2 separate regions of the Homo sapiens genome follow, and region 1 is linked to region 2. The links are chromatin loops, found by intact Hi-C in ENCODE. Cell type or tissue: adrenal gland. All regions are shown on one strand.

Region 1 (2,500 bases), 220 kb after region 2:
CAGCTAATTTTTTGTATTTTTAGTAGAAACAAGGTTTCACCATGTTGGCCAGGCTGGTCTTGAACTCCTGACCTCAGGCAATCTGCCCACCTAGGCCTCCCGATGTGCTGGGATTACAGACGTGAGCCACTGCACCCGGCCTGGGTTTTTCTTTTTTTTTAATTTGAGACAGGGTCTCGCTCTGTCACCCAGGCTGGAGTCCAGTGGTGTGATCACAGCTCACTGCAGTCTCCAACTCCTGGGCTCAAGTGATCCCCCAGCCTCATCCCCATCTTACCTTCCAGTCCTTGGTGACAGCCCAGACCACGCTGACTCCCACCGAGATGTGCATGACCCCGTTTTCAGATCCAGGAGGCTCCACGATGGACCAGGAACTTCCTACCGGGCCCCCAAGAAACCCCCAGTGGCCCCCATCAGCCTGGACAGCTGGGGAGCGAGTGACCCTCACCCTTCTCCCCAGTACAGGGTATGTGGGTGGGGGAGCCGGGCTGCCCACCTTTGGGATTGCTCCTGTTGATTCCTTCCCGGACCAGGGCCTGTCCCTCCCAGAGTGTGGCCCACAGGAGGTCGTGGGGCCCACAGCTGATCTGAACCACCTCCCCGGGGGTGTCCAGCAGGGACCAGGAGGACCCTTCGGGGTTGGAGTGGCTGACGTCCTCTCTGTACCACACCTGGGAGGCAAGACAGGGACACAGCACCTGCATCAACTCATTCACACCAGCCAAGCACGGGGGTCTCGGTGTGGTAGGGGGTAGGACCCATGTCCCCTGACCGTCCAGATCTCACTCCCTGCCCCCTACCCCGGCCAAAAAACGCAAACCCTGGATTCCGGTGGTCCTGAGGGATACACTTGTTCCATTCATCTGTTTGGGGTGATGCCCCCAACCCAGCCCACTCATGGACACCCACCCACCACCTGATTCCAGTCTCAGGCATGTGGGTCTCCGGCCACTCTGGCCAGCCCGTGTGTCCCATGCCCCCTTGTGGCGATGTGCTCTCAGGACACCCGGCTCCAGGGGAGGCTCCAACTCCCATTCATAAACTATCTAAGACGTCAGTTCTTTTTTCCTTCACTGAATGGTTAAGACTGGGAGCAACGTGCTCAGAGCGTCTGAACTGTTTGGCTCATTTTAGCTGGGGGAGACTACATGTCACTTCGTGATCCAGAAAGGGCAAGGGACCCTCCCCATAGGGCTGTCTTCAGACAGGGGACCCAGCCTCCCAATCCTGCCACCATCCCCCTACAGCAGGCCCTGCAGGACCAGGCCTAGGAGCCTCCCTTCGGCTAGCAGGTGGCCCATCTGTCTCCCCAGCTTCTACAGAAGCCCAGGTCCTGGTGCCACCTCTCATGGACCACAGGTGTGGTGCAGGCAGCACCAGCTCACGGCCGACATTCCAGGACACAAACGCTGCTCTGCAGCCCCTGTTCTCCCCTCTCTCTCTTTGCATCCAGATGGCCATGGCCCCCCGATGGGGGCTCAGTCCTGGGGCAGCTCCCTCACTCTGCCCGGCCCCTCGCCACCGCCCTTCAGCAGGGCTGAGGAAGCAACTGTGTTCGCCTGTTCCCAGGCCAACGTGGCCGCAGAGGGGGGCTGCGACAAAACTGGCAACTTCTGAATAACTGCTAAGCCCACTGGGGAGCTGTGGTCAATGCGTGGTGAGAGCGACTGAAGAATCCTGCTGTGCAACAGAAAGCCATGACTCGAGTGTCAGCGCCCTGAGTTCAGGACCCTCGGGGCCTCTGCTGCCCTCAGGGGCTGCTTCGATTCCTCTGCTTAGTTCACAAACTCCTTGAGACAGGATTGCCTCTCTCTAAACAGCCACAGATCCACTACCCACCTACCCACCCACCCATCCATCCATCCATCCACACATCTGTCCACCTGCACACACCTTCCATCCATCCACACATATAACCACCTATCCATCTATCCATACACCCACTCACCCACTCACCCACCCACCTACACACCCATCCATCCATCCACACACCCACCCACCCATCCATCCACCCATCTATCCATCCATCCGCACACCCACCCATCTGTCCATCTGCACATACCTTCCATTCATCCACACATATACCCACCTATCCATCTATCCATACACCCACTCACCCACTCACCCACCCACCCACACAGCCATCCATCCATGCACACACCCATCCATCCATCTACACACCCACCCACCCATCCACCCACCCACCCATCCATCCATCCATCCACCCATCCATCCATCCGCACACCCACCCATCTGTCCATCTGCACATACCTTCCATTCATCCACACATATACCCACCTATCCATCTACCCATACACCCACCCACCCACTCACCCACCCATCCACACACCCATCCGCCCATCCACACACCCACCCACCCATCCATCCACACATCCACCCACACCCATCCATCCATCCACCCACCCATCCACCCATCCATCCACACACCCACCTATCCATCCTTCTGCCCACACACCCACCCATCCACCCATCCATCCAC
Region 2 (2,500 bases):
CTTGCTCTGTCACCCAGGCTGGAATGCAATGGCGCGATCTCAGCTCACTGCAACCTCCGTCTCCCAGGTTCAAACAATTCTTATGCCTCAGCCTCCCGAGTAGCTGGGGCTACAGGCGCCCACCACCATGCTTGGCTCATTTTTCTATTTTTAGTAGAGACAGGGTTTCACCATATTGGCCAGGCTGGTCTCGAACTCCTCACCTCAAGTGATCCACCTGGTTCGGCCTCCCCAAGTGCTGGGATTACAGGCGTGAGCCACTGCGCCTGGCCTACCTTTGTTTTTGAAGTGGGTTGGGTGGGCCTGGGTTTCTCAAATCCCAGTATAGCACTGCATAGGATATATCACGGTCCTCAGTTCTCAGAACCTGGGTCTCCTCAGCTGTGAAAAGGGATAGTGATAATAGTGGCAATCACAGGGTTGCTGTGAGAGATACTTAAGATTTTGTAGAAACACCCACGCAGGCTGGGCGTGGTGGCTCACATCTGTAATCCCAGCACTTTGGGAGGCCGAGGTGGGAGGATCACTTGAGCACAGGAGTTCAAGACCAGCCAGGGCAACACAGTGAGATCTCCTCACTACAAAAAATATATATAAATTGGGTGGGCGTGGTGGTGTGCACCTGTAGTCCAATCTACTCGGGAGGCTGAGGTGGGAGGATTGCTTGAGCCTGGGAGGTGGGAGGTCGAGGCTGCAGTGAGCTGTGATTGTGCCCCTGCTTTCTATCCTGGGCAAAAGAATGAGACTCTCAGAAAAAAAAAAGAAAAAGAAATGATGACTTCAAGACCCAAGGAAAATTGCCCGTTAAAATTTTTTAAAATAATCTTTTAAATAAAAAATTTAAAAGAGAAACACCCATGTATCGTGTACATTGAACGGTGCCTGGCACCTGCTCAGCTTTGAATCATTTCTCCCGTGATGTTGCCATCAAATCTCCAGGGAAGGGGAAGCAGGCACCATCACGGCCACCAGGGGGCGCCGCTGCCACAGCTCTGAGTCTCGGCTGGGCCGGGCTGGCATCTCCACCGCCCATCACCTCCCACCATTGTCCCCCTCCGTTTTCAGGCCGGGCCTCCACTTTCTCATGTCACCCACTCTGCTATTACTCCATGCTCCCATCCTTCCTACGTCCTTACTTTCACCCAGGATGAGAAAGTGCCCCACCGTGTCCAGGCCACATCACCTTGTCCCATGACCTATGTCCCTTCCCTCCCCAAGGGAAGCTTCAGCCCATACCTTGCGCCATTTACCCGGCCCAAGGGCTCTCCCTGCGCAGGTAATGACCTTGTCCCTTTTCCCTCTGGATGGTTTCTCTGAAGGTCAGGTGAGGTCATGTGTGGGGAAGTCCCTCAGAGACAAACACTGGGGTCTGGTGCAACAGCTCACCCCTGTAATCCCAACACTTTAGGAGGCCAAGGCAGGAGGATCGTTGGAGGCCAGGAGGAGTTCAAGACCACTCTGGGAAAAATGGCAAGATCCCATCTCTACAAATAACTTAAAAATGAGCCAGGTGTTGAGCATGAACAGCTACTCAGGAGACTGAGGTGGGAGGGTCGTTTGAGGCCAGGAGTTTGAGGCTGCAGTGAGCTATGACTGTGCCACTGCACTCCAGCCTGGGTGACAGAATAAGACCCTTGTCTCAAAAATAAATAAATAAATAAATAGGCAAATAAAAATCAGCCAGGTGGGGTGATGCAAGCCTATAATTGCAGCACTTTGGGAGGCTGAGGCAGGAGGATTGCTCGAGGTCAGGAGTTCAAGACTAGCCTGGGCAACATCTCTACAAAAAAATTTAGAAATGAACCAGATGTGGTGGTGGGCACCTATAGTCCCTGCTACTCAGGAGGCTGAGGTGGGAGGATCACTTGAGGCCAGGAGTTCAAGGCTGCAGTGAGCTATGATTGCACCACTGCACTCCAGCCTGGATCACATAGTGAAACTGTGTCTCTAAAATCAAACCAAACCAAACCAAACCACAGCCCAGAGCTGGTGACAGGGTTGGGACAGCTGCAGTGAGCCTCAGGCCAGGGGCCCATGCCTTCCTCAGGAGCTCTGAGGAGTCCTTCCTGGTCAGAACACACTCCAGGAATTGCACTTTTCCAGCAGGGCTGGAGAGGTGTCCACAGGCCTGAGCAGACCCGCCCCTGGGAGAGAGGCCTGTGGACACCAAGGCCAACTCTAAAGGGGGTAGCTGCATTTGTAGCCCAGCTCCTGGGCACTTACTAGGCCCGAATGCGGGCTCCGCGTGGCCAGAGAATTGGAAAATGCAGAATTTTTTTTCCACAGGAAATCTCCAAATGTTTGAATATTGGCAGTTAGTTACAATTATTTTCAAACTCTTCATGGGCCAGTCAAGGCAATCTACAGCCGGGCTTGGCCTGTGGGTACCATTTTGCAGCCTCTGATGGAAGCTTCTTGAAGACACTGGTCAATGCTAATGGTCAATACCTTGCAGCACTGATCACAGGGATAACCTGAGTTTTAAGCTGCCTGGGTGATC

Evidence for each region. Peaks named below come from ENCODE experiments on the same cell type or tissue, not always from the same donor. Only the 100,000 strongest peaks of a DNase experiment are listed, where the experiment ranks them.
Region 1: it touches region 2 in a loop (5-fold over the local background); 39 of 110 quality-filtered maps call a loop at or near these places.

What each region holds. Positions count from the first base shown.
Region 1 is chr7:98,240,574-98,243,073 of GRCh38, forward strand. It overlaps TECPR1 (tectonin beta-propeller repeat containing 1), which reads right to left. Exons shown (of 26, transcript NM_015395.3): 7 at 497-671; 8 at 278-378. Among named protein-coding and RNA genes, the nearest start is that of TECPR1, 10 kb to the right of the region's middle. RefSeq lists an enhancer at 193-1,095. In adrenal gland, a CTCF peak has its summit at 973 (motif pointing left); no DNase peak of the experiment used is centred here.
Region 2 is chr7:98,020,732-98,023,231 of GRCh38, forward strand. No RefSeq gene overlaps it. Among named protein-coding and RNA genes, the nearest start is that of OCM2, 32 kb to the left of the region's middle. RefSeq lists an enhancer at 2,058-2,500. In adrenal gland, CTCF peaks have their summits at 979 (motif pointing right) and 1,180; a DNase peak (open chromatin) is centred at 1,000.